Linked DNA regions of Homo sapiens: region 1 is linked to region 2. A link is an interaction called in ENCODE POLR2A ChIA-PET data of the cell type or tissue named here. Cell type or tissue: MCF 10A. All regions are shown on one strand. Links, peaks and the distances in the headings refer to the core of each region. The heading gives the core; the rest is flanking DNA. Region 1 overlaps LOC105377975 (a long non-coding RNA gene). Region 2 has its middle 180 kb from the start of MAN1A1.

What was found. Peaks named below come from ENCODE experiments on the same cell type or tissue, not always from the same donor. Only the 100,000 strongest peaks of a DNase experiment are listed, where the experiment ranks them.
Region 1: POLR2A ChIA-PET joins it to region 2 with 5 read pairs; 2 of 35 experiments call an interaction of 5 or more read pairs at or near these places.

What each region holds. Positions count from the first base shown.
Region 1 is chr6:119,587,317-119,598,588 of GRCh38, reverse strand. All of the region lies in intron 2 of LOC105377975 (a long non-coding RNA gene), which reads right to left. Among named protein-coding and RNA genes, the nearest start is that of MAN1A1, 240 kb to the right of the region's middle. In MCF 10A, for the core only: no CTCF peak of the experiment used is centred there; no DNase peak of the experiment used is centred there.
Region 2 is chr6:119,528,016-119,539,287 of GRCh38, reverse strand. No RefSeq gene overlaps it. Among named protein-coding and RNA genes, the nearest start is that of MAN1A1, 180 kb to the right of the region's middle. In MCF 10A, for the core only: no CTCF peak of the experiment used is centred there; a DNase peak (open chromatin) is centred at 5,507.

The DNA.
Region 1 (11,272 bases), core at 2,468-7,467, 59 kb before region 2:
TGGTAATCTGTAATCAGTGATCTTTGTTATAATGATCTGTGATCAGTGATCTTTGATGTTGCTGTTGTAATTGTTTGGGGGCACCATGAACCACACCCATATTAGATGGTGAACTTAATTGATAAATGTTGTGTGTGTTCTGACTGGCCCACCAATGGGCCATTCCCCTTCTCCTTCTCCTTGTGCCTCCTTACTCCCTTAGACACGACAATACTGAAATTATGCCAGTTGATAACCCTATAATGGCCTCTAAGCGTTTGAGTGAAAGGAAGAGTTGTGCATCTCTCAATTTATATTAAAAGCTGGAAATCATTGAGCTCAGTGAGAAATGCATATCAAAAACTGAGACAGACTGAAAGCTAGACTTCTTGTGCCAAACTGTTAGCCAAATTGTGACTGCAAATACAAATTTCTTGAAGGGTATTAACAGTGTGAATGTATAAGGGACTTAAACAACTCAATCGCAAAAAAATTAAATAATCTCATTAAAAATGGGCAAAAGATCTGAATAGAATTTCTCAAAAGAAGACTTATGAATGGCCAACAGGTATATTAAAAAATGTTCAATGTTACTAACCATCAGGGAAATATGAATTGAAATCACAATGAGCTATCATCTCACCCCAGTTGAAATGGCTATTATCAAAAAGACAGAAAAATGACAAACGTTGGTGAGGATGCAGAGAAAGGGGAATGCACACACGCTGCCAGTGAAAAGGTAAATTAGTATAACCGCTGTGGAGAACAGTATGGAAGTTCCTCAAAAAAACTAAAAATAGAGCTATCACATGATCCAGCAATCCCCCTACTGAGTATATACCCAAAAGAAAAGAAATCATTATATCAAAGAGATATATGCACTCCCAGGTTTATTGCAGCACTATTCATAATAGTCAAGAAATGGAATCAACCTAAGTACCCATCAATGAATGAATGAATGATATATACACACAATGGAATATTACTCTGCCATTAAAAGAATAAAATCTTGTCATTTCAACAACATGGATGTAAATGGAGAATGAGAACATTATGTTAAATGAAATAAGCCAGGCAGAGAGAGACAAATGTCACATGTTCCCACTCATATGTGGGAGCCAAAAAAAATTGATCTCATGGAGGTAGTGAATAGGATGGTGGTTATGAGACATTGGGAAGGGTAGTAAGGAGAGGGGATTTAAGAGGGGCTGGTTAATGGATTAAAAAATACAGTTAGAAAAAAATTGACCTAGTGCTCCAATGAACAATAGAGTGACTATAACTAGAAATAAATGTATTGTATATTTTAGAATAGCTAGAAAAGTAGATTTGGGATGTTCTCATCACAAATGTTTAAGATAATGGATGTCCCAATTACCCAGATTTGATTACTACACAATGTATGCTTGTAGCAAAATATCACATGTATCCCATAAGTACAACTATTATGTATCCATAACATTTTTTAATGGAAAAAAACTGCTACTCTAGTGAATATGTGAATGATAAGAAAACAAAACAGCCTTACTGATGATACGGAGAAAGTTTTAATGGTCTGGAAAGAAGATTAAACCAGCTACAACAGTTTCTTATGCCAAAGTCTAATTCAGAGCAAAGTCCTAGATCTCTTTAATTTTATGAAGGCTGAGAGAAGTGAGGAAGTGGCAGAAGAAAAGTATGAAGCTAGCAGAGGATGGTTCATAAAGTTGAAGGAAAGAAGCTGTCTCCATAACTTAAAAGCACAAGGTGAAGCAGCAAGTGCTAGTGTAGAAGCTGCAGCAAGTCATCCAGAAGATCTAGGTAAGATGATTGATGAAGGTAGCTATACTCAACAATAGATTTTCAACACAGACAAAGCCTTCTATTGGAAGAAGAAGTTATCTAGGACTTGCATAGCTAGAGAGAAAATGGCTGGCTTCAAAGCTTCAAAGAAAAGGCTGACTTTCTTGTTAGGGGATAGTGCAACTGGTGACTTTAAGTTAAAGCTAATGTTCTTTTACCATTCTGAAAATCGTAGGTCTTTAAGAATTATGCTAAATCTATTATACTCTGCTTGTGTTCTGTAAATGGAACAACGAAGCCTGGATAACAATTTGTTGACAGCATAACTTACTGAATCTTTTAAGCCCACTGTTGAGAACTACTGCTCAGAAAAAACATTCCTTTCAAAATATTACTGCTCATTGACAATGCACATAGTCACCCAAGAGCTCTGATGCAGATGTATAAGACAATTGTTTTCATGCCTGCTAAAACAACATCCATTCTGCAGCCAATGGATCAAGGAGTCATTTTAACTTTTAAATTTTATTATTTAAAAATACATTTCATTATACTATAGCTGCCAGAGGTGGTGATTCCTCCAATGGATCTGGGTAAAGTAAATTGAAAACCTTCTAGAAAGGATTAATCATTCTAGATTAAGAACATTCATGATTCATGGAAGGAAGTTAAAATATCAACATTAATAGGACGCAGAAAGAAGTTGATTTTAATCCTCCTGGATGACTTTGAGTAGTTGAAGGCTTCAGAGGAGGAAGTAATTGCAAATGTGGTGAATTAACAACAGAACTAGAGTTAGGAGTGAGGCCTGAATATGTGACTGAATTGCTACAATCTCATGATAAAAAACTTGAACAGATAAGTTTCTTCTTGTGGATGAGCAAAGAAAGTGGTTTCTTGAGATGGAATATACTCCTGGTGCAGATGCTATGAATATCATTGAAATGACAACAAAGGATTTAGAATATTACATAAACTTAGTTGATGGAGAGCAGTAGCAGGGTATGACAGGATAGACTCCAATTTTGAAAGAAGTTATACTGTGGGTGAAATGCTATGGAACAGCATCGCATACTACAGAGAAATATTCTGTGAAAGGAAAAGTCAGTCAATGTGGCAAACTTCATTGTTATCTTAAGAAATTGCCACAATGACTTCAACCATCGCCCTGATCAGTCAGCGCCCTTCAGCATCAAGGCAAGACCCTCCCCCAGCAAAAAAGATTATGACTAGGCTGAGTGCGGTGGCTCACACCTGTAATACCAGCACTTTGGGAGGCCAAGGTGGGTGGATCACTTGAGGTCAGGAGTTCAAGACCAGCCTGCCAACATGGTGAAACACTGTCTCTACTACAAATACAAAATTAGACAGATGTGGTGGCAAACGCCTGTAATCCCAGCTACTCAGGAGGCTGAGGCAGGAGAATCGCTTGAACCCAGGAGGCAGAGGTTGCAGTGAGCCGAGATTGCGCCACTGCACTCCAGCCTGGGCAACAAAGTGAGACTCCATCTCAAAAAACAAAAAAAAATTATGACTAGCTGAAGTCTCAGATAATCACTAGCATTTTTTAGCAATAAAGTATTTTTAAATTAGGGTACAGACATTGTTAATTATACATAATGCTAATGCATCCTTAATAGGCTACTAGTATAAACACAACTTTTATGTTCTCTGGGAAACCAGAAATTTGTGTGACTCACTTTATTGTAGTGGTCTGGAACAGAGCCCATAATATCTCTGAGGTATACCTGTATTTGAAGGCTGTTATCTTTATTTGAAGGCTAATTTGGCAAAGAACTCACTCATATCTTTAAAAGACAAATGAAGTTCAAGCATACAAGCTTTTTGTTTTGCTTTCATCTTAATCATTAACATAAATATAAATGTGAACCAACATACCTGTTGGAACTACATTCATTCATCAATTGCAGTCATAAGTTGGCTACGGATAAAAAATTTGACAAAAATCAATGAAAGCATTTTATGGGAATCACTTGGCCACTTGAGATTTCCAATAAAGAGTATTATATTTTGTATTATTATTTGTAAATTTGGGGCTACATATCCTTTATATTATAAATATATAATTATATAATTGTATGTGAGTGTATGTATTTAGGGAGGAGGGGAACCAGTTTTTGAACACTTGCTAACCCACTGCTTTCATTATTATTTTATTAATAAGGAAAATCTAACAAAGAGATCCCTACTGTCCTCTCCACTAGTGAACACCTTTTGTTTTTGCTTGCACAGTATCTTTTCCCAATTCTACTGGTAAGACGCCCTCGTTTTCCTTTGGGATCTATCCCATTTTATATTTCAAGTGGTCTTGGTAAACAAGTGTGGATTGCATTATTTCTTCTGATTTTGAGACCATCTTCATGATAAGAAGCAAAGATACCGATATCCTTTTGTATTTCTTTTCAAGGAAATTGAGGTTTATTACACACAAAAGGACTTGCTTGAGTCCATATGGGAAACGAGCTGTGGGGGCTGAGCCTTGAACCCAGGTGTTCTAACTTTTATCTGTCTCTGTTGCTGTGTCCTCTTGGCTTTCATGTGACACGTCTGATTGTCCTGCCTGCCTAACTTTGACACACCTCTTTGTGCTTTCTGCTCTATACAACACTCTCACCTGTCTCCTGTCCAACTCCCAGCCATAGCGTTGGGCCTTCCAGTCCCCCCTATCATCACTTCCTCCCTCCCCGTGCCTCACATGGAGACAACATGATGATGCTGAAGGACCAACCTACAAGGTCACTTTTACCAGGCCATGAGCTATGAGACCATCCTACCATCCAACACATGTACAGCATCAGCCTCTGCCTTCCAGACTCCACAACACAATGAAGCATATGGCAGAGGGAAGGAGCAAGATCAAAAATGACAATTTTCTGATTATACAGATGTTGCCCTAATTTTATGACTTCCCACAACTAAAACATATAAGAAACTCAGTTCTAAATTAGAGGCTTTGTGAAAGCTGTCTTTGAGTAAATGGCTCATTAAGGGACAAAGTAAATGAGATCTTCACTAGACAGTGACTAGGCATGCATTAAGAGACGGGAGGAGGCCAGAAAGTCTTCCAGATGCCCACACTATTACTTCTCTTGAGCTGACAAGCTCTCAATTTGCCTAGATTTCTCCACTGCTCTAATTGGTTGATGTACTCATTCATTCACCATACATTCCCTCATTAATTTTCATCACAAACTTATATTTGCTAAGGATTATATATATATGTGTGTGTATATACATATATAGTATATATACACATATATATAACTATGTATATATGTGTATATATACACATATATATAACTATGTATATGTGTATATATACACATATATACATACATATATGTACATATGTATATACGTATATATACATACATACATATATGTATATATGTATGTATACATACATATATACATATATGTATGTATGTATATATATCTATGTATATATATGTACACACACACACTTATTTTTTCACACACAGTTTTATTGACAAATTATTATTAAAAATTTATGTGATACTACCGATATTACACATTTATATGGTTTTTATTTCATATAAATCATAGGGAGGGAGAATTGATGAGTTGACGGTTCAAAGAAGAAAGGAAGGGAACAATGAATGGGGGCAAGAAGGCAGAAAGCAAGTGAGAAATAAGAAAGAAAATCAATATTTACTTAGCTACCGTGTCCCAAGAACCGTAAGAGGCTGTGACAATGGTTCAAGCTCTCAGTTTGCAGATGACTTGAGACTGGCTCAGATTCTTTCTAAAGCTTAGTGTCATTGTCTATAAAGTGGAAATAATGAAATCAGATGATGCATATAAAAAGTGTTTTCTGCAAACTGTGACACATTAAACAAGTGTTAATTGTAATTTTTATTATCTTTAGTTCCTTTATCTCACATTAGTTTGAAATTAAAGGACATGAACCATTGCTATGATCTCCTTTGTATACACTGGACATTTGAATGTGGTTGACTAATTTGACTAGTGAAGAATTAGCTAAAGAGACGGGGCCAGCTCCACATATAGACAAATATTGCTGTGCTTTTTAGAAGGACCAGAAGGCCCCATGAGCATAAATAACTACCTTTATTTCCTGGTTCCTGCCTAAAATTTGTTATATATTCATCCTTTTAGGTAAAATCTCTATTTCTTTAAAACAAAAATATCATTGGAAGGGTATCTTACCCTTTCAATACCCTTATTTTCAATCATTTGGAAGCCAGATCTACAAAGAATCAGGAAGACAATCTTAGTGGATGTGAGGCCCAAAGACACTTGCTGTCCCAGACAAAAAGGAGAGAGTGCGCACTGGGAAAGCTGACAACCAAGAGAGCAAGCTGCCTACTTCACAATTTTCCTTCCAACTAGTTTCCATCCCTAATGTCCCTGAATTTTAGTGATATTCTCTACTTTCTGAGTTTGAATACTTCAGGAAATTTTTTGAATTAAGCCATATTTCTCACATGTGTAAGATATAACCTACAATTCAAGTTTTTGAATAAAAATGGATATTTGCAATTCCCCCAGTCAGAAGACACCTACTTTTAAAACAATTTTATGCACTACCAATTGAAGTGAAAAAGTGCCTGAGGTTTTCAACAGAGCTGTGGTTATAGGTTGAAAACATCAGACTTGTCACTGTTAAAAGGTTCTCACTAAGTTGAATGCACATTTTAGAACTCTTCTGCCCAAACCCTGTAAAAGTTAAAACTTTAATCTATTTATCTAAGGAAAACCCTACCTGTTTGTCACATGTATATTCATTTGTTACTGTTTTCAACCAATAGAATTTTACCTTAAGCAAATCAATGATGCTATAAAATTACACACCTAGCTAGAAACACGAGAAACAAAGTGCAAGATGAAGTTATCTGATGGCCAGTCTTGAATATGTTTATTTCTAAGATTATGTATATATATACCCACATTTAAGAAAAAATATAGAGAGTCTGATACAGTAAAGTGATTAAGATCCTAGAGTCGGACAGACTGGTTTCAAATCCCAGCTCTGTTTGTATTAGCTATTTAGCATTAAAGAAATTTCTCAAACTTTCTATGCCTCAGTTTCTTCATCTGTAAATGACTATAATAACATTAACTCATAGTCTTATTGTGAAGCTTATATGAGATAAATCATATAAAACATAAATTTATGTAGCACCAAAATATACCTATATTTCAATAAACTTTAGCTAGCATTATTATTGTTATTATTATTATTATTGGAATGAGTAAGAGTTGAATATTCTGAGTGGAATGTCTCACAAAATGGGAACAAAAATATCATCCAAAATAGCTACTTAACTCTTGCAGTCATGTGAAGAAAAGAGGAAAAAATATCTCTACCATATCCTGAAATCTAAAAACCATATTTCAAATTGACAGGCTCAATCATGCACTCCTCCAACTATTCAGGATGGAACAAAAGGAGAATGTTAAACACAAGTTAAAAACAGGAATCACGCCAACTACAGCATTTTCTCAAAAAAAAATTATTTTAAAACTGCCAAAAAGTTTTGTGTTAATAATTACAGGAATCTCATAGATCTAATTGTTTCAAATCGGAATATCTGACAATTAACCAATATGTTTTCTAATCTTGCCAGAGGTAACATACATCTTTATGGTATGCTGAAAAGACCACAAGAACTCAGAGGCTTCCTGGAGTGTTTGCTCTGACAAATCAGATATTTTTAAAAGAGTTTACATGCTTATAAATAAGACTACCTCAAAAGGTTTAAGAGTGCTAGCTGGAGACCACCCACCTGATGGGCAAAACTTGTAAAAAGCAAGTCATCTCAGCGCAGTCTACCAGGAATACAGACCTATGAGGTACTCCAGAGACCTCTGAAAGAAAATCTCTCACTCCAAATCTAAACTATTGGAAATTTAGTGGAAGTCCATGTATGATTTGATGGTAGAGCTCAAAATAAAACTTTTTCAACTAATGCACATAGGTTATTCTGGTCAATAGATTATTTGAGAGCATATGAAATGCCAAAGTTCAATGTTTAATAAAACAATTCAAATGAGAAATATACAGAATGCAGTAAGGGCTAAAAAGAACTATACAGTCTCTCTTGCTTTCCCCCTTATCCAATCACTGACTTAGGTTAACTTTATTTCCTAAGCAACTCTTTAACTTTCCCTGCTTTCCATCTCATTACCACTGCCCTTATTCAGTCCCTCAAACATGTCTTACCTGGAGTGAGATAATATAATGATGTATAAGGATATAAGGAGAAAGGCCAACTTTACTTTCCTGTACCTTTCCTCCAGTCTTGCCCTGCCATCCATCTAAAATGCTAATCTGAGTTTATCATTCCCTGCTTAAAATCTTCCAAGGGCTCCCTGAGCCTTTGGGATAAAGAACAAACTGCTTAGCATGACATCCAAGGTCACCATCTCCACATCCCATCCCCCATGCCTCCTACACAATTTGCCTCATAGGCAATACTGAATGTCTCTAATACTTCGAACATGCCCTGTTGACTCACACCCCTCCTCTATATCTTGGCATATATAATTCACTCTGCCTGAAATGTCTGTATAAAAACTCCTACTCACTCATCTTTCAAATTTCAACTCAAATGTTATCTCTTTTTCGTGCCTGCTTTTTTTCCTCTGTTCTCATTTTACCTTGAAGATAACCATGAGAGCTGCTTATCTTATTGTTTTGTAAAATGGCTTGTTTTCCAGTTTGCATCATGGCTATGCTGTAAAGTCCTCCAAACTTGATATTATTAAGGTTTTTATTTCCTTTGTATACAGTACCTGGCCAAAAGTAGGAACTCAAGGACAGAAAAATTGAATGAAAGAAGGAAGAGAGGCGAGGAAGGAGGAACAAGGAAGGAAAGGAGGAAGACTATGCTTGCAAAATTTGAGGATTATTTGGTTATCTAAGGCAGCTTCTTGGACTAAGAATGCACAAAAATTGAAGGATGGATAGATACGTAGGTAGATGGATTGATGGATGGATGGATGGATGGATGGATGGATAGACAGATGATTGATGAGAGAGAGAGAGAACTCCTGATACAACTTAATTGTCAGGATCTCTAATGTAAGTGTCACTTTATTGACCTTTCAGAATTTATCAGCCAAAACTTCTAAAACTTCATACATTGATCTTTTCTGGAGCGAGAGGAAAAGGACATATTCCAAACAACAAATAACAGGATAAATAACTCCAAAGTGCTTTGGAATGACAATAAGACTAATCATCTCTGATTGAGTCAAAGTAAATAAAGTTTAAAATTTTAAACAACATATATATTCTAATAAAGTGATGGTCTCACTTTGCTTGAAGTATGTTATTTATCCTGTATGTCTTTATCCTTTTAGGGACTGAATTTGAGACAGAAATGATAACTGCATCTTTCATAAGCCTAGAATGGCTGTAGGTACACCATTCTGTGCACCAGAATAAGAAAGTATCCTGGCTTTGTGGAGTGAGATTATCTGTCAGTAGAAAAAGAAATATGCCTTTCTTTTCTATTTCACAGAATTGCTCCTGCTGTTAGGATCTGACCTGGCTGAGTGGTAAGAACATGTTATATATCTTAATAATCTTCTTTCCTAAAATTCTGTTTACTATAAAGAAATAATTCAAAGTATCTTAGCCAACCTTGAATTCTAAGTTAAAGTCATTATTCTGAACTTTAAAACTTAACTTTAGATGTTTCACAGATATATGATAGAAGCATATCATAAATATTTAAGCTATCTTTCTAAAGATTTAAATATTCAGTTTAGGTTTATAAATATGGTACCTGGCCTTAAGAAATTTACAGTCCAGAAGGAGAGATAAGGCAAATACATAAATCATGGTCATGCAAGAAAAAAGTAGGATCCATATTATAATAGAGTTATAAATAAATATAGTATAAGACTACAGAAGAGAAAGCAATTAATCCTATGTGGAAAGATCATAATTATGCATAAAAATTTATGTGGGAGAAGACCGTGATGTATTCCCTAAACTTTCATGGCCTGATTTAGATGTCAAAACAACAAACTCTTTGTGTCCAGGACTCAGCTGAGATATTTCCTCCATAAATTTGATTTGGGTGGAAGGTGGCATTTTGGCTGGCTAAAATAAATGCAGACAGCTTCACACACCATTCTCCCTTTCCCATCAGGGAAGGACCTAGAAATGCATGGGAGCTTGGGTTTTGTAACTAGAGAATGGAGGAATGTGTTTGCCTTAGGGTAGAAGGGGCAGATGAGAGAAGGATGACCATCATAGTTTATTTACAACCTGTCTGGCCTGTGGACTGGTTTTAAATCGTATTTGGCAAAAAAAAAAAAAAACAAAAAAAATGGCCAGGTGCGGTTCCTCATGCCTGTGGTCCCAGCAGTTTGGGAGGCCAAGGCAGGCAGATCACTTGAAGTCAGCAGTTAAAGCCCAGCCTGGTAAAGATGGCAAAACCCTCTCTCTACTAAAAACACAAAAATTAGCTGCACATGGTGACGCACACCTGTAATCCCAGCCACTCAGGACGCAGAGGTTGCAGTGAGCCGAGATCACGTCACTGCACGCCAGCCTGGTGACAGGGCAGGATTCTGTTTATATATATATACACATACACACACACACATATATACACATATGTGTGTGTATATATATATACACAAACACACACACGTACATGCATATATATACATACATATATAAAATATATACCTACATATATATATGTATATATTTCACACCCTCAGACCCTCAGAACTGTTTTTCCTGATACGTACTGTGATTCTGGGCAAATCATAATAGGGAAACCCTAATAATATCTTTCAAGAGTAGTAATGGACACAAGCAAAATGCTTTAACCCTGAAGTTTAAAAAAAAAAAGTCTGACATTTTTAAGAATGCCCTTCTGCACCTCTGTACATAGAACCCAGGAGTTGCTGGGTGCTAACCTTGCACAGAACACTGGAAGCTGTAGGCACACCTTGAATATGGATAGTGATTTTTTCGAGGAGGAAGGAAACAGCAGCCGGTCTTGACTCAGCGAATGCTACAGTGCTAGAGAAGGTTAACCTGGATGCCACAATGGGGCTCCAGGTGACTCAGTAACAGTTCCATGAGAAACCCTGTTCTGGGAATTGCTGGGAAATTCCCATGATGCTGGTCAGCCTGACCTCTGACTCAGGCAGACCTGTTTCAAATCTCACTTCTTGTACCAATTAGCTAAAACCTTCTGGTCTCAGCTAATTTAAATTTCCTAAGTCTCCATTCCTCAACTATAAAATGAGGATAACAACCTCCACCTTGTAAGACTATTGTCAAAATTAAATGAGACATACTTAAATAATACATAGATAATTTCTGATTAGAAAAAAGGACTCATTGAGGGATAATGTTTTATTATTGAAATTATTGTTTTATAAGCATGCTAACAGCCATTAACAATACAATAATTGCATTTGCTCATGCTGACATTTTTAACTTAAGGAGCACAAGCTTTCAGAGCTGAGAGTT
Region 2 (11,272 bases), core at 2,623-7,622:
TGGTGCTTCCCTGCCGCAGCTCGCATGATGGCAGCAGCAGGCCATCTGGAGCTGCAGCTGCCATCATTATCTAATCTGAAGAAAAGAGATAAAACTATATTTTTTAATTAGCAGGCCTTAGAGACCCATGAGACATTATCAAAAGGTCTCCATACAGGACATTAGAATCCCAAAAGGAAAGGAGAAAAAGATTCAGGTAGATTACTTGAAAACACTCATGGTCAAAAATTTAGTAAGTATTGGAAAAAGATATATGTTAACAGATTCAAGAAGTCCAGCATGTCCTTATTGGAAAACAATTCTCTATGGCATTTATGCACATTTTATATCAGCTTTCATTTCAGATTATATTTTCAAGCATGTCTGTATAGCAAATAACCTTGAGTAATAGAGACAGTATCTCCCTCTGAGGCACAGGGTAGATTTGTTTCATGACCATTATAATAAAAGATAATGTCTTTTTTCAGGCAAAAGTTGGGTATATCTGTTATCAGTACCCTCTCAAATTTCAGGCTTTCCTCAGCTATAATTCAACTCTATTACGCATACAGCATTTTCCTGGGCTACTCCATATCACACTATGGGACTTTGGAGGCAGGTAAACCAATGAGTATATGAAGCTCATGCTGCCTGCAGTGCCATGAATAATAAAGTCCTTTGTCTCTTACCCAGGAGTATTGTATCTTCTACCAGCATCCATGAAATTGTTAGCTTGCAGGTAAGGTAAAAATCTCAGACCCTTCACAGTTATTAACTACTGCGAAACAAGATAACCTCAAAAATAAAAATCATTCCTGGATTCATTATAATCTAAATTTTGAAACCAAACATAAAGAAAAAACCTTGAAAGTAGCTAGAGAAAAAAAACGATGACACACAGTGGAACAATGATTTTAATTACCCTGGGTTTCCCATCAGAAATAATTGGGGGCCAGAATGCAGTGGGAAAACATCTTTAAACTGCTGAATAAAAGTCAACCCAGAATTCCATATTCTGCAAAAATGTCCATCAAAAATGGAGAAAGGATGACATTCTCAAATGAAAAAAAAAAATCTAACAAAATCTATCCACAGCAGATATTATCTACAAGAAATGATAGAACAAGATTCTTCAAATTGAAGGGGAATAATACCACAAGATTATTGGACTCTTTAGAAATAAAGAACAACAGAAATGATAAATATATGTATAATTTAAAACACTATTTTTCTCTTTTAAGTTCTGCTGAAAGCAAAAATTATAACATTCTACTCTGGATTTTCAATGTATGGAGATGTTATATGATATTTTACCATGAAGGACAAACAGGTTAAAGAGCTATATGGTTGCAAGTTTTCTACATTTAACATAAAGTGGTATAATATTAGCCATATTAGACAATGAAAAGTTAGGTATTTATGTTGTAATACCTAAAGCAATTACTGAGAAATAATACAAAGATGTATAGCCAAAAATTCAAGGTTCAAATAATGCAAAAGATGGTAGAAAGAAGTGGAGTGGGGGAAAATAGCTGAGAAACAGAAAATTCAGGGGATAGAGAACAAATAATAAAATGGTAGACTTAAATCCAGTCATTTCAATAATTTTATTAAAAGCTAATGGTCTACTTCCAAAAAATAGCATAGGAGGAATCACTTCCCAACTCATTCTATGAGGGCAGTATTACACCGATACCAAAACCAGACAGTGAAATGAGACTTAAAGCTACAGGAAATAAAATAAATTTCAATTTACATATTTGATTAGAAATAAAATATGTTATCATAGAAGTATATGCCCATAATAACATATATTAATAATATTATAACAATAGGATGTTTTACCCTAAACATTAGGCATTTTTATCCTAAAGAGTATGGTAGAATCTTAGGAGAGAAACTAAATGAAAATAAAAATTTTAGAAGAAAAAGAAACAATGTAAAATTATTGTTAAGGAAGAACTTGCTCATATTTTATAATTGGATAATAGCAGGTCAAATTACAATCATATTTAGATTCTATTGGACACATTTTAAAAAGCGTTTTAACGGTTTCTTTAAAAATATCAATACTTACCATGCTCCAGAAATTACATTCTTTGTAACTATTAAAGTTAAAGTGATAAATTTTAGACAATAACTTGAAAATGTATGATGAGGTTTACAGATTTTGAAAATCATTTTGAGGTTATTCAAATAAAAGAAGTTGAAGACTACCAGAAGAGAGAAGATTATGACAGCTAAGCTATGAAGCATAGAGCTCTGTGGTAGAAGGATACGATAGGAGGAAAAAAAGAAGTCTTCCTCTTTTGAACATGCAAAGAATGTGAAACAGCCAGCCATATCCCGACTTCCCTGTCTCTGGCACTGTTGGTACTATTCAGAGGAAAGTAGGTTAGATATCTGCAGTGGGTCGGGCTCTCTCTTCTCCTCTCACCAACTGGTCCTCTGGGAAGTGACTCCTCCCCTCTGCCAGGAGGTTGAGTGAATCCTCTCCCTCCTACACACACATAACCCACCCAGCAACATCTCAGCAAGGGCGTGGGCAGAGGAGCACAGAAATTTGATAAACCCGAGATTTTGAGTATTATCTGAAACCATTTGATAATTCCATAGAATTGTTCTAAATTTATACCTTTTTTCTACTTTTGATTCTTTTGGATATATTTGAGTGATGTAACCGTTTTCTTTTAAAATATCAGTAATTATAACCAAAAGTACATCTTTTGCAACAATATATAATTATGATTTTTAAAAATGTAGATATTAACATCAAAATGTATGAGGGAGTACTTAAGATTTCTCCCCATGGGCAAGGGTTCAGAAAACAAAACAAAGAATATACATGTTTTTCTGCACATTTAAACATATTTCAGGTAACACCTGCAACCTTAGTACCTAAGAATTTTCCAGGAAGAAAAGAAGTAGAAACTATATAAAATGAGAAACTGACTGGTTACATCAGAAACACCCCTCCCTTTACTAAAACATCACAGCTGGCTGGGCGCAGTGGCTCACGCCTGTAATCCCAGCACTTTGGGAGACCAAGGCTGGTGGATCATCTGAGGTCAGGACTTCCAGACCAGCCTGGCCAAGATGGCGGAACCCTGTCTCTACTAAAAATGCAAAAATTAGCCGGGCATGGTGGTACACGCCTGTAATCCCAGCTACATAGGAGGCTGAGGCAGCAGAATCACTTGAACCCGGGAGCGGAGGTTGCAGCGAGCCGAGATCGCGCCACTGCACTCCCGCCTGTGTGACAGAGTGAGACTCTGTCTTAAAAAATAATACTAAAAATAGTGAAATAACAGCTCGTGAGTGGCTCTGTTTCCATGACCTGGGTCAGAACACATTCTCTTTGGACAACAGCATCTACAGTATTATTCAAGAGGAGTATAGCATTTGGGGTAGAAGACTAATTCCTATAAAGGAAAAATATACACTTGGCCCTACACTTTCTATAACTCTCCCTAAAAGTAACACAATATCAAAATATTTTCTTCCAGAAAAATGAGGAAAATGTAATTAATCATTTAGCTGCATACACTGTAAAACATAAAATTTAGTTATTTTTGTTTTTTGTCTATGTTTTGCATGGAGAATTTTCCTTCAAGAAAAAATACAACAAAAAGTGACAGACAAGGAACATCATCTCCGGTAGTTATCTGGCCCACAGCAGGCATGTCCCTCCAAACACACAATGCTTCTTGTGCTGGGTGTGGTGAACAGGCACATGACCCATGCAACCTCCTTTTGGTGCACTTTTCTGCAGTCAGAGTACATGCCTTGGGCTAGGACTCCAGATATGATTAAGTTCCCCCAACACTTGTACAATAACTGAAAGGTGGAACTGAAAATGAGGCTGTACCTCCATGGCTTCTCTTGGTCTTCCAGATCATGGCTGTTCCCTGATCATGACAACTTTACTGATCATAGGAAAGGCAATAGCTCTTTTGATAACCTAGTTCCATGATATGAATTCAAAGTGGTCTCTGAAAGCTTAATTTTCTGTTTCCACTATTTTCTCACTGATTCTATAATCAATTTAGTGATTATAATTACTGTAATTAATCCTTTCTCTTAACTAGCTGGAGTGGTTTCTGACTGATACACCTCTGTTGGCCTGGACCACCTGGCACAAGCTGCTAATCACAAAGTACTTTCCAGATTCCATTCTCCAGAAGGTAGGTTAATAGTGTAGGCTGCATCTGAACTCTACATACTCAGCCTCAGCCTTTCTCATAAACAGCCCAAGGACCTCAGCATTCTTTTCTCAAGAGTAGCAAGTAACTGACTTTCCCATTTATACCTGGTGCTAACTCAGAGCCCCCTAATGTTCCTGTCTGACTCTGCCAAGCTAGTTTGGAGCTCCAAACAGGAGTCATCTTTGGTCTACATTGTCTTACATTCCTATACCCATCTGTCTGAATCACCTTGCTATGCACATCCCAATTAAATGTCTCTTTTATTCCTGGAAACTAGACTATACGGAAATTATTTAGTTAATTCATTACATTTCCTGTTCTGTTCATTTAGACTACAGCAGTAACATCTCACATCTCTTTTTTAAAAAAATTTAAAAACCAAGTTTTTACGTAGCTCATTCCCTTTCTGAATTTCAAACAAGGATTCTGCGCAGGTGTCACAGCTTACCGATTTTCTATCTCTAATTCCCTCCTCTTCTGAAAAACTGAAGGTGCCTGTTTGCTTTAAATAGTAATTTTATCAACACACACAGGCCACTAAAATTATTTTAATTTAGGCTGTTTGATACAGTGCACAAGGCTCCCAAGAGGAAACAAAATACATTTTGCCTCCCCAAAACTCAATTCCATCCATAAGTAATCAAATGTAAATTATTTTAAACCTGCATGCACTTGAAACTACATCCATCAGAAGGTATTACGCCTGTAATAAGGTCCTTAAGCCACGTCTGTAATTTTCCTAGATCTGCCTATTTACCTGGTAGAATCTGGACTTCTTTCCAACCTACTAAATTCTTCTGTGTTATTATTTCCAGATAGCTTCGTCCCCATACACGTCTATCAAATATTTTCACCTATTTGTTATGTAATAGTACTAAAAATAGATCCTACTGCATATATTTACTTCATGTCTTCTATTTCCTGGCCATATAATCACTACCTTCTGTGAGCTCATGGCCACGTGCCTTTCGTGTTCTGTGCACCTTTAAATACCATGCCTGCCTTCCTGCAAGGGCTACAGGAGGATGGCAAGGACATTGGAGGACGTTGGAGTTGAGCAGATCACCTGTCAAATCCCAGTGTGAGTTGAGTGACACTGAGCAACTGTTGAACTGTTTGAGCTTTCATTCCCTCATCTATAAAATGGGATTTATAATACTTACCTTATTATGTTGTCAGAAAAAACAAATGAGATAATTTATGTAGAACACCTGGCTCAGCACCTGGTAACATAAAAGGTAAAAGGATGAGTCTTTTGAAATGTAATTCTCCAGATGTGGTTTTATAACTCAGCCTATTGCTCATGACTAATAGAGGATTTGTTTAAAACCCCTAGAGGCACTTCCCCAGATGCCGTATGATTCATTTCTGAAAACAGTCATCAAAAACTTTGTTTTAATTTTAGGAAATGTGCTGTAGACTGACTGAAATTTAATGTCATAATTATACAGATAGCAGAGGTGCCACTGGGCCTTCCTCTGTCCTCCCTCTCCCTCCTTCATCTGCTTTCTTACAGATCATTCCTCTAGCAATATTTCTCTCCAGGCCCATTCAGGACAGAAAGTAATTATTCTATGTCTTGGCCTTTGTGCTAAAGACTTTCTTCCCAATTCCAACCTCAAAGTGCCCAATTCTGCTAATATATTGTTTTCCATAGTAGTATTCTTCAAACAAATCTTGTGTTTGTGCTAAACTCTCAAAAGCAAGTGACCTACCCAAAATCACTAAATGAAAGTAAAATGTAAGCAGAAATTCAGTCAATTCAGCCGGTTTGGGAATTTGGGATGTTTCCCTATAACTGTGTTCTGTAACTCAGGCTGGGGATCCAGGACAAGGGGTGGCAATGCTTCTAACTCACACAGGAAATCTGAAAGTTTTGTCTGCTTTCATCAATCACTAGGGTTTAAAGCAAGACCCATCATCTGCAGGACTTGGTGAGGTAAATTTACATGTATAATTGATACAGGGTAGAATTCAGCTTTTGTCTCTCAACAAGAGATTGCACTTTCTATTTGGTCAGCTGTAGATCAAATGTTATTAAAGTGCAGAGAGGTTACATACCAAATTTAATTTGCTTCCACAAGGAGATCCTCACAGGAAGAATTATACTTAACTACTAAACATACTGTACTGACAAATTTAAATAACTTGCTTTTTTGGTATACTTAGGAGAGTATTAACGGTAAATATTTTTAAAAATTTGTTCTCAACAACTGCATTTTTGTGAGAAATTTATATCAAAGCAAATATAAAACGGAAAACTCAACACTGATCTTCACATTATTAAGACAAAATGTAATGATATGGAAAATTCTGAATAAAATTAAAATTGTCCATAACCCAACCATTCGAATATTTTTATTATTCATTAACATTTTGATGTATTTTCTTCCATCCTTTTTTCTCTGCTCAATTTTGAAAACATTTGCAACAAAATAACCATTTAATTTTATATCCTGGATTTCTTCCAATTTATCATTATAATCTGAACACTCTTCATATTATTAAAAACGTTCTATAAATATCATTTCAATAATTCCAAAATATTATATGAATGTACATAGTTTATTTAACCATGATCAGTTAGAATACTTTAAACATTTTAATTTGTATGTAATATTTTGTATGTTCAAATTTACCAAAATTTCTGATTACTCCCGCAGTATAGAAAAGTTAAATTGCTAGGTCAAAGTGCTTTAACATTTTACCATTCTTGATATTATAGCTTCATGATTAAGTGCATGAATTTTTAAAGTCAGATATACCCTATATGGAATCCCGAATCCACCAAAATTATGAGATTTCTGCTTTTAGGTATATTACTTATCCTCTCTGAGGCTCTATTTCTTCATCTGCAAATCAGGGAATAATAATTCATGTGGCACAGTCCTAGGAGTATTAAATGATATAATAATGTGCATTTGGCATAGTGTTTAAAAGCTTGAATCTACCTGGTTTGAATTCTAGTCTGATCATAGACTAGTTGTGTAATCTGGGCTAATCTTTTTATGCTTCAGCTTCCTCATCTCTAGAATAGAAGAAATACTGCCTAATTCCCAGGATTATTGCAAGGCAAAAATAAGTTAATAAATGTAAACTAAGACAGAGCCTGGCAGATAGAAAGCCCTTGATAAATATTACTGCTGCTGTTGCTAAAGAGAGGATTCTGTCCAGTCCTCTCAAGTGGTAAGCTCTCCACTACTACAATAAATATTTACTATAAATTACTTTCTAGAAAGATTGAACATATTTCCTTGCAACAAATATTAAAATGTACACATGCTTTATCCATTCAGTATAACAACAAAACAAAAGAAATTAGCAATTTGAGGGATCATATAATCGAACTTGCCAGTTATGCTTAGCATAATAGGATCGTTTGATTTTAGAAAAGAGTACCTGAGAGTTCTTCCTATCCAACCCAATCATTTTACTGTATTTGATCATCCTCCTTAAAGAATGATGAGACAGCTGAGTTTCTTAAATTCAAACACACAAATTGTACATTTTTCAAAGCTATTTTCCTCTTTCCCCAGCTTTATTCTTCTCACCTCAATAGTGGCACTGTCTATTGGGCACAATACTACCTACACAGCTGAGCTCCTATGGATGTCTAGGTCATTGGGATCAGTCACTGAACAGTCATTTATTGTTTATCTAGTGTGTACAGTTTCTTAAGTGTGATAGAATAAAATATCTTTCATGGCTATATATCGTAAGAACATTTTTGAAACATTCACTGATGTCTCCTCTCCTCAATATTTCACGTCACCCTTTATCCTCCTTAACTCACCCACTGTATTAGTCTGTTTTCACACTGCTATAAAGATACTACCTAAGACTGGTTAATTTATAAAGGAAAGAGGTTTAATTGACTCACAGTTTTGCATGGCTGTGGAGACCTCAGGAAACTTACAATTTTGGCAGAAGGTGAAGGGGAAGCAAGGCATGGTGGAAGGCAAGAGAGAGCGCAGATATGTCACACTTTAAAACCATCAGCTCTCATGAGAACTCTCTCACTATTACGAGAATAGCATGGAGGAAACTGCCCCCATGATTCAATCACTTCCCATCAGGTCCCTCCCTCAACATCTGGGAATGACAATTCAATATGAGATTTGGGTTGGGACACAAAGCCAAACCATATCATCCACCCTTCAATCAGTCAAGCAAGCAGCTGAAACATGGTGTATGATTGCCTCAGAGAAATGATCTAAGAGTAGAAGGAAAAAAATAAATAGTATTTTTCTGACTTCTGTGTTTCTATAACCTAGGCTTTTACAGTATACATCACAGAGTTGAGAGAAAACATAATGAATAAAACCAAGGCTTCCTCTTTTTATGCCCCCCTCAAGTTTTCCTACTCTTGAGCAAGGAGGTATAGTCAGAGGAAAACCAAGGAGAGATAAAAATGGTGTTTCCCAAAGAGAGGGCCCCATACAGGCTTTTCAGGCTAGTTCAAATAAAGGAGATTTCTGAGATCCAAAGGAAGGAAGGAAAAGAGGACATATTGAGGGAGTACAAAAGAGCACAAGAAAACCTTTGTGGGTGATGGATATGTTCATTCTCCTTATTGTAGTGATGGTTGCAAGGGTATAGACATACATCAGAAAATATCAAATTGTACCTTTAAATATATGTAGTTTATTAGACATTTCTCAAAAGAAGACATACATGTGGCAAATAAATATATTATTTAAATGCTCAACATCACGAATCACTAGAGAAATGCAAATCAAAACACAATGAGATACCATCTCACATGAGTATGAGTGACTATTACTAAAAAGTCAGAAAATAACAGATGTTGGTGAGGTTGCAGAGAAAGGGCAACATTTATACACTGTTTTCAGGAATGTAAATTAGTTCAGCCACTGTGGGAAGCAGTTTAGAGATGTCTAAAAGAACTTAAAGAAGAACTACCATTCAACCCAATAATCTCAATATTATGTATATAACGAAAGAAAAATAAATTGTTCTACCAAAACACACTTGCACTCGTATGCTCATCACAGCATTATTCACAAAAGCGAAGACATGGAATCAACGCAGATGTCCATCAATGGTGGACTGGATAAAGAAAGTGTGGTACATATATATCATGGAATACTATGCAGCCATAAGATAGGAGAAAATCATGTCCTTTGCAGCAACATCGATGCAGCTGGAGGCCATTACCCTAAGCAAATTAATGTAGGAACAGAAAACCAAACACTGCATATTCTCACTTATAAGTGGCTGCTAAACATTGCGTACACATGGACATAAAGATGGGAACAATAGACACTGGGACTACTCGAGGAGGTGGGAGAAGGGGGAGAATGTTGAAAAAATACCTCTTGGATACTATGCTCGCTACCTGGGTGATGGAATCATTCGTAGCCCAAACCTCAGTGACACGCAATTCACCCATGTAAATAAACTTCCTATGTACCCCCTGAATCTAAAATAAAAGTTGAAAAATACACTATATATAGTTTATTGCTTATCAATAATACTTCAATAACATTGATGAGAGAGAAAGAGATAGAGAGACAAAAAGAAAGAGAGAAAGTGAGATCTGTTCACCAAGTTCCAGATAGAATCCCAGGGAGGATGCAGAGAAAAAAAAATGGCTGCCTGGTGCGTCTAGGCAGATAGGGTCATAGGCAGCCTGTGAGTTTCAAATCTCTCTTGGTAGTAGAAGAGACACAGAATGAGCATTTTGTATCCAGAAGTGATGCAGAAGCAGCAAAGAAAGGTACCTGATTTTCTGGGGTCATGTGGCCAAGAACAAAGATGTTTCCAGCCCAGCATGAGGTCAACTGACCAAGCAGCTGATTGGGAAAAGGCTATTTTAGCAGATGCCCATGCAGCCAGATGACAGCAGGGACCTGAAGTACACCCCTTTCCCACCCTACTCCCCAGTTTTAGCTCTAGTTAAACTCTTTGGAACTTTGACACAACCCCACAGAATGGAGGAAGGGGGAGAAGGAGAAATCTCTTAATTCACTGACATTTAGTTTCTGCCACCCTGGCAGAATAAGGCTTGAAATAGAAATTGGGTACACATAGATGAAGAAGATGACATTTCTTGTTTATCTTGATTCCAAATTCTATGATTCAGTAATGAGACACAGCCCCTATTTTCACAGAGCAATATTCTAATTTAGGAGACTATAAGTTAGAATCTAAGATCCACATGGGTATATACCATGACTGCATTGCACATCTATCATCTAGTTTGATATCTGGCACATAATTGTGCTTAAATATGTATTTGTGGATGCATGGGTGGATGGATGGAGCAAACTCAAGCACACAATAAATTGTTACTAATCACTCAAGGAGCACCTGATAAGTGCAAAATGAGAGGTTTTATAAGTGTAATAAGGAGAGACTGCTAAGGGCTGGAGTCACCATTGATTACTTCGCTGGAGGACAAAGAGCTTGAGGTGGTCCTGGAAGGCAAAGAATTGGTTCAATAAAGAGACAGGGAGAGTGGGAAAAGTGGGCAGGAAAGGGAGGGTACAGGGAGAACAAAGGATTTGAAACTCAGACTGAAGTACTTTTGCTGCCAATTCAATGTACTTTCTCCTATACTCTTTTCTAAACATAGTATCTGGCACAGGATCTGCTGACAATATTTGGTGGATGGAGAGGAGGAAGAAGAGGACTAAACATATATTTTTAAAAGAATTTTTAAAACTGGGCCTGAATCTTGAAATTTCATCTCTACCTAAAGTTTAGTTTTAATGAAAAAGATGGCTTTTAGCTTTTATCCTAAAAGCAAAGTAGATATTTATCACTGTGGGGAGGGGCGTTTACAATATTTGGAATTGTGTTTAAGCACTCTTAGATGGTTTTTTCATCCCTGGAATCTATGCCATTCAAGGATTTATTTTGTAAACTGTTTCTAACTCTGCCCACCTAAAAAGAACTAAGTTTACATCATTATTTCGATTTCCTGCCCTGCAATAATAATTAACTTGCATTTATAGTTTATCAACCTCTCTTACATAACGTTATCTCATTTATTCCTCACAAAAGAGACCTCTGAAGTAAACATCGTTATCTCCATTTTTAGACGTGCAGAACTGAGACTCAAG